Regions from separate parts of the Homo sapiens genome. Here region 2 is linked to region 1. Evidence: chromatin loops called from intact Hi-C (ENCODE). Cell type or tissue: PC-3. All regions are shown on one strand.

The links. Hi-C counts contacts between places; a loop is a spot of excess contacts. Peaks named below come from ENCODE experiments on the same cell type or tissue, not always from the same donor. Only the 100,000 strongest peaks of a DNase experiment are listed, where the experiment ranks them.
Region 2: a loop joins it to region 1, with 6 times the contacts of the local background. A loop is called at or near these places in 6 of 110 quality-filtered maps.

The regions. Positions count from the first base shown.
Region 1 is chr7:80,390,649-80,394,648 of GRCh38, forward strand. No RefSeq gene overlaps it. Among named protein-coding and RNA genes, the nearest start is that of GNAT3, 120 kb to the right of the region's middle. In PC-3, a CTCF peak has its summit at 1,813 (motif pointing left); no DNase peak of the experiment used is centred here.
Region 2 is chr7:80,276,511-80,280,510 of GRCh38, forward strand. No RefSeq gene overlaps it. Among named protein-coding and RNA genes, the nearest start is that of GNAI1, 140 kb to the left of the region's middle. In PC-3, no CTCF peak of the experiment used is centred here; no DNase peak of the experiment used is centred here; H3K27ac peaks cover 2,028 bases.

The DNA of each region.
Region 1 (4,000 bases):
TCTCCTTTGACCTGGAACATTTGTGGGCAATGTATCCACTCTCTCTTTTTGCTTTTATAACTAATACATAAGTGTCATGGCACCCGTAAATCTTTATTGTCCTTATAAATCTCATGTCTATATTCTACACCAGATTGTACACCTGCCCGAGGGAGGTTCATTTCTAAAATTTTCTATGAATATTCAATAGTTAATACCAAGTGGGCACTCAATAAATATTTGTGGAATAAAGGTACGAAATGAAAGCTGAATGCATAATTTTAAAAAAATAGGGTAGTTCAGGTGCATGGTGTAATGTTTAAGGGAAGCAGCTGAAGAATCTGACTGCCTGGTACAAATCAGGGCCCAACTTCATATTACCTGTGGGATTTGGAGAAAGTTATATAACCTAAACATGACTCAGCTTTCAAATATGTAAAATGGGGACATTCGTTGCACTTATCTCATAGGTTGTTAAAAGTTTTTTGAAAAATTAACCTTTTCCATAATGCTAGGAACATTTTCTGGCACCAAGTAAACATTCAACGTTATTCTGCTTAGTATTTACATGATTATTAAGCAATAATTTAAAAATTTACATAAATTAGATAACGTTACGTTAAAGATATTTAAAATTCCAGCTAATCAAATGGATGATCAAATATTCTATCTTATGAAAGTCATTTATTTTTATTAACTAGGAATCTCTTTCACAACATCTCTTATCGAAGGTAAGAAGAAACCACTGAAATATCAAAATCCTTTGATAACTGGAATGAGAATATATTAGTCTGTACTCACACTGGTAATAAAGACATACCTGAGCCTGGGTAATTTATAAAGGAGAGAAGTTTAATGGACTGACAGTTCCACATGGTTGACCTCACAATTGTGGCCTCACAATCATGGCAGAAAACAAAGGAGAAAAAAAGGCACATCTTACATGGTGGCAGGCAAGAGAGAGCTTGTGCAGGGGAATGCCTATTTATAAAACCATTAGATCTCATGAGACTTATTCCCTACCATGAGAACAGTATGGGGGAAACTGCCCCCATGATTCAATTATTTCCACCTAGCCCCACCCTTGACATTTGGGGTTTATTACAATTCAAGGTGAGATTTGGCTGGGGACACAGCCAAAACATAGCAGCGAATAATTCCAGATTCCTAGAATCAAAGTTGTTAATATATGTTATGTGGACGTTTACTTTTTATTGTTATCATTATTATTTTTATGGTTATTTTATTACTACCTAATACATAAAAATTAGTGTAACAAACCGAATTTAAACCTATATCGCCAGTATTCAAGATCACAAGAAGCCATATTAGCATATGTAACAGGATGATGTAAGCAAACCCCACCATCTAGAGCAGTTCAGGGAAGCATGGACAACTGATCAGTTTTTGAAAAATGAAGAAGGATAAAACGTTGGAAAATAAAGCAAGGAGAGTGTGCACGATTGAGAACAGGTGGGATTGATTTAGAATGCCTTCCAAAAGGAGATGTTGATTATGTTGATTAGAAAGGAAATTATTTTAATGTCCAAATCTGGTGGTAGCTTGTTTTTTAAAATGATTCTTTTAGAAAGCAACATAATCTAACTGATGGAAAAATAGTGAGTTGGCAGCCCATTCAAATGAAAAAATTTTGTTAATCAAAAAATTTTTTTCTTATTTAACACATAGCAAAATTTTGCTGCAATGTATTTTTCTGTCTGTTCAACTAAAAATAAAATCAGGATGAAGACTGCAGTTAGTTTCTTCTGTGTATAATTTGAATCCTTAGATTCTAAAATACTGTAGCTTTATTTCTGCCATCTGGTGGTAGAAAATATTGATGTTCTTGCAGTCTGTGAAGCTATATTAATTCTACATACACATGTATTAATATACATTGCTTCCCCAAGGAATAATTTGTCTTAACTGAAATTGGCATGCATTTTAGTATATTGCACAGGGAAAAATGGAATATATTTTCTGTCTCTGAATTTTTCAATCAAAATGTATGATGACCTATTTATTAAATTATTTGCACACAATTATGTTTTATTGTATTAAGTCCTATAAATAAGTTTTTTTTTGGGGGGGCTACAGCTTAAAAAATAATTCAACATGCTCTAAGGCAGTGGTCCCCAACTTTTTTGGCACCAGGGACTGGTTTCGTGGAAGACAATTTTTTCCACGGATTGGGGTGGGGATGAGGAGGATGGTTTCAGGATGAAACTGTTCCACTGCAGATCATCAGGCATTAGTTAGAATTTAACAAGGAGTGTACAACCTCACATGCACAGTTCACAGTAGGGTTCACACTCCTATGAGAATCTGATGCCACCGCTGATCTGACAGGAGGCAGAGTTCAGGCAGTAATTCTCCCTAGCCTGCCACTCATCTCCTGCTGTGCAGCCCAGTTTCTAACAGGCCACGGACTGGTACCAGTCCATGGCCCAGGGTTTGGGACCCCTGTTCTAGATATATTTTTCTCCACATTCTTCTACTCAGTGCATTTTCAGAACACCAAGACATTTTTAAGTAGCTTTAGGATAAATTATTAATTTTGGTTAATATCTATTCAAGAAGGGGCAAGTAATATTGAATGCAAGATGTAAAAGCAAAGTGTAGTTATCAGTGGAGTAAAAGACAAATAGCTGGAAGATCGCTTTTGAGCATTTCGTACTTCCTTCAGTTCTGCAAAGTCCAGTTTATTGTATGCCTTCCTAATTATACAAAGTAGGTAATGCAGCAAGAGTACATGAAGTGGCAACGTGGGGAGTGAGAGACTATAGACATTAAAGTCATTGTAGTAGAAATAAACTTCAGAGAGCTCAGGCTATATAGTCAAGGGTCTCTTCTCCACAGTTTCAGGGTCAAACCTAATTGCTTACCTCTTCTAAGAACCTGACTGCACTCATGACTCCCCTTAAAATATATTTCTCTTAGGCTGAAGCAGGAGAATCGCTTGAACCCAGGAGGCGGAGGTTGCGGTGAGCCGAGATCGTGCCATTGCACTCCAGCCTGGGCAACAACAGCAAAACTCCATCTCAAAAAAAAAAAAAAAAAAAAATATATATATATATATACATATATATATACACACATATATATATATACATACACACATATATATATACATACACATATATATATACACACATATATATATATACATATATATATATATATATATATTTCTTTTCTTTACTAGGTTATTGGGAACCCCTACTGTTCTGTGGCTACCAAGAGGACTTTTCAACGCTGTGGAAAGCTCCTCCTCTTAGAATGATATTAGTCCTGTGTGGCTTATTTCTTTGTTTAAACCTTTGCACCTGCATGTGCAAGAGGAGTGGTTCAGCCTAGACAAAAACATGTTCAATATTGACTGAAGGTTTATTTGCTGTTTCCTTTGAGGTCTCTAGATCTTTCTTCTTTATTTATTTTATTTTTTGGAAGGGTGGGGAAGAACATGGAATTTGGAGGCGAACTACCTAGATTCTAAGCCTAGTTCCTTCTCTTAACTGATTTCATTGAATAATTTGAATCTCAGTAAATTTATCTGTAAAATGGGAATAATGGTAACACACACCCTACCTGCATCAGACATTTTTTGATGATCCATAAATACCCTGTTTCTTAAAGATTTTTAAAATTAGATTGTTAAAAAATGTAAACAATATTCCATGTCAACATTTGTTCTATTCTACTTGCTTTTTTCTGTCACTGGCTCCAGCCAGTTCAAAACAAAGGAAGGAATAATATTTAATAGACAAAGAGAATATTGTTTGAAAGAGAAAAATTTTCCACAAAGGCCAATTTACGATGTAGCCCAAGTATACGAAGAGCTACAGAATGTGCTTTAAGAATAACAGGCCAGGCGCAGTGGCTCACGCCTGTAATCCCAGCACTTTGGGAGGCCAAGGCGGGTGGATCACAAGGTCAGGAGATCGAGACCATCCTGGCTTACATGGTGAAACGCTGTCTCTACTAAAAATACCAAAAAAAATTAGCCAGGCCTGGTGGCGGG
Region 2 (4,000 bases), 110 kb before region 1:
TATAATTTCATACTTTAGAAAATAATTTGTTTAGTTAAGCTAGTTTAACTTTATTTAAACTCGCAGATAAACACATTATGGTAAACCCATACAATGGAATATTACTTGGTCATTAGAGGGAATGAAGCAGTGATGCATGCTACATGGATCAATCTTGAAAACATTATGTAAAGTGAAAAAAGCCAGACACAAAAGGTCACATATTGTTTAGTTCCACTTATATGACATGTTCAGAACAGGCAAATCTACTGAGATATAAAGTTTTATAGATTACTGGTTATTTATGGCTGAGGGAATGATATGGCTGAGAGGATGGACCAATGAGGAATAATAGCTGAAGTTTATAGGATTTCTTTGTGGTGATGAAAATGTTCTCAAATTGACTGTGGACATGGTTGTACATGTCTGTGAATATATTAAAAATTATCGAATTGTGAACTTTGAATGTTTGGATTATATTGTTTATTAATTATATCTGTGAATAAATCTGTCAAAAAACCTTCTTAAAGGTTAGTTGCAATGGAGAATCTGAATCCATTTCAATGAACATTTCATACTTTGCAACATAAAATCAATTGATCTATCCAAAGCATGTAAACTTTGATTGGATCTTTGACTTTGACTGGCAGACACCCTAAAAGGGTCTCAGAGACAGCCAAGATCCCCAAACTGCAGCTGGAGAACTGTTGTGTTAAGCTACAGAGTTTGAACTTCAGAAAGGTACAATTTGTTTTTTTTTTTTTTTTTTTTTAAAAAAGCTCTTTCTCAACTTGTGTGAGTTCCTGGAGTAAACTATTTCTGGTTAGGTTGGAAGTAATATTCAAACTTTTTTTTTAGATAGAGTACAAAAACATTTACATTTCTATCAGTCTAGAAATAATGGCAAATGCATGTGAGATGCAGGTCAACTAAGGAGACTAGTGAGGCTGGAAATGAAGATTTTTGGGAAAAAATATTGGATGCTTTTACAGATAAAGCATTTAATACCATGAGAAAGCTGTCTGAACTCAGATAGTTTTGGAAATCTGACTCTGAGTAGTAGTGGGAGAGAAAGAAAAGCTGGATACAGAGTAATACCGCAGGCAGAACCCAGGAAGTTCCTTGTTAATGTTCACCAGACACAGGGAAAATCATTTCCTTAAGAAACAAAAGAGGTGGGGTCCACGTGACTATCCTTGACGTAAATTAACATTCTTTCTCACTTAAAAAGTAGCAATAAATAGCTCTTACTTATATAGCCAAAGGTTAAAGAGTGAATTTTAAAAACATTTTAATGTAATAAGTTATCTATTTTTATGCATGTATAGTCAGGAGAACAACAAAATTGGGCACAATAAAATTGCTGTATAAATATATTGTACTGGAGTAGAAAGAGCAAAAGATAGAAGGCATAAGAAAGATGGACAAGTTTGGGGTAACCATTGCATGCCAAGACTTGATCATTCAGGAGCAAACTTTCCCAACTACTCTGCCAGAAACTCAGTCTCCCGTTGTGATAAAACAGTCTTCACACTCTCATATTTCAGAGCTGACATGTGTTTTATCCTATTTATTCACTCACTCAAGCCACTCTATTATTTAATGACTAAGCCTTCAGAGGCCATTTAAACTTCAGTTTATGTGCTTGTTTGATCCTGGCACAAATACCTTAAAGGTTAATTTAGATTTTCATCGTTTCACTTGAATTTGTTTCTTAATGAGTCATCCTTTCAACTAATATTTATGAACTGTGTACAGGGTGTTACTATAAACAGCAAACTTGCTCTTCCCTTAACAAAACACACTTATAAAACTTTTATCTTCGGGTAAGACTATAAATGTGTGTATACATACCACAGATTGGTGTGTGTATGTAAATACCACAGATTGGTATGTGTAACAGTTTTTAACTTCATAGAAATTATTGCTAGATAAAAAGGTGGTTTTATTGAAAAGGAGCAGCACACTCTCTTTTTCTAGAACACACTGATTCCTGTGAAATAACTTGCAGTATGAGATTGGCTGTTCTTGGACCATATTACAAAAGAGCTTAATTATTAGAGTAAACAAAGGTATGTATTACATAGAGCTCTCATTTATAAAGATGGGGGTCAGAGCTTGGGCCCAAAATCTAATACAGTATCTTCCAAAATTGATTTATGTTCACTTCGGTTTCTCCAACTAAAGAAATATGATTTCATAATATTGAACAATACTCTTTAGTTTCTATGTGTCTTCATTTCTTACTTAAACTCTGTATTCTGGCTTTTATGATTCAATTGTTAGATTAAACAACTCCAACTTTGGTTCCAGGTTTTATGTTTGAAAATTCTGATGTCAAAAATGAAAGCACATTTTCTTAGTTCAAACAACAACAACAACAAACCACAAAGCAGGTTAAATGTATTTCTCTGAAATTAACTGTCACCCTTTTCTGAAGAGTGAACTGTATTTGGATTGTGTGACAGAATGTGCTCTTTTAGTCATGATTTATTGCTGTTGTTGAGACTGCTCTAAGAATGCGATTTCAGGGTATTCTAAAAAATGAATATTATTTTTTAGAAATGTGCATTCAGTTTATTTACTCGTCTGCTTGGCCAGATGATAATATCAGAATGACACTGCAAATTTTTTTGTTATCAGGATTTTAATAAAAATGAAATACAGATAATTCAGGAGTTAGAAAAATTTATTTATTTATTTATTTATTTACATGGTCAAAACTAAAAAGAGAGGACTGCAAGCAGAATCTTGGCTAGAGAAATGCCAGACAGAACTGAACATGCCGAGCACTAGTGATAACTGTAACACTGAAGGAGTGAATGGCACTGTAAAATTGTCTTATGTGCCTTTCATTTGTTTCTTTGATATGTGCCCATTATTTTGCATAAACATGCAAAGTGGAATGTAAACTAGAGTCATAAAACCATAAAATTCAGATCTGGAATCTCTTAATTTTAATAATGAGAACCTCGGACTAATTAGTCAATGTTAGGTCTCTTTATCCACATTTTTCACATATAACTTTATGGAATTTTCAATTCCCTTACACAGATATGTAATTTTATAGACCTCATTATTGTGATGTACATCACAGTGCCAAGTTGACTTTGTTTTCTAATAAAAGCTTTCCTTGCCCTTTTAATTTTTATCTTAGGAAGGAAATGATTGTAAAACTATCTAAATTAATACATTGCCCTTTGGAACCATATTATTGATGCCTCTTAAATAATTGTTTTGTCCTTTAGTGAGGAAACAAACTCCTCTCCAGTCATTTTTTTCTTTGTTTTTCTATTAAAATGATTCGAATAGCCTTGACCTATGTGTGTTTATCAAATGCTTGTTGAGGAGTTATCGTCTAGACTAGCTAGTGAGCTTAAGGACTGAAATTGTGGAACCACAGCTGACGCAGCGCTTGCCTGTGAAGATGCCTGCCAGAAACTATGTTCAAGGTTGCTCCATAAATAGTAAATCTTTTTCCTGTGTAGTCTTTAATAGGAGCTTAAAATGGATTTGTAGAGGGCCCTGTGGATTGAACAACAGGAAATTTTAACCAAGTCATTAATAGCTAATGATGTGAACTGTAGGCAACTATCCACCGTCAGTCATAGGAGTAAGAGGAGACAAAGGCCAGATCAAGGAAAGGGAGGGTGGCAGCTTTTACTGCAGCAACTTCTCACTTCCTGCCTAATATATTTGTTATTCCAATGATAAACATAATTCACTGGCTCATTTACTTTTCTCTTTATTTATTTATTTATATATTTATATATGTGCTTATATATTTATAGTTAAATAGAAATGTTTATTTCTAATAAATACTTCTAAATTTATTGTGTTGTTTCCTTGTGTTTTATATTACTTTAAATAACCATAAAACAGCTTACATATTCCTTTTTACATTTGAAGCAAATATTTGTTGAAATGTACTCTGTTAAGAATCACATATCTGATAAACATCTTGTATTCAGAATATATAGAGAGCTCTCAAAACTCAATAGTAAGAAAAACAACTCCGTAA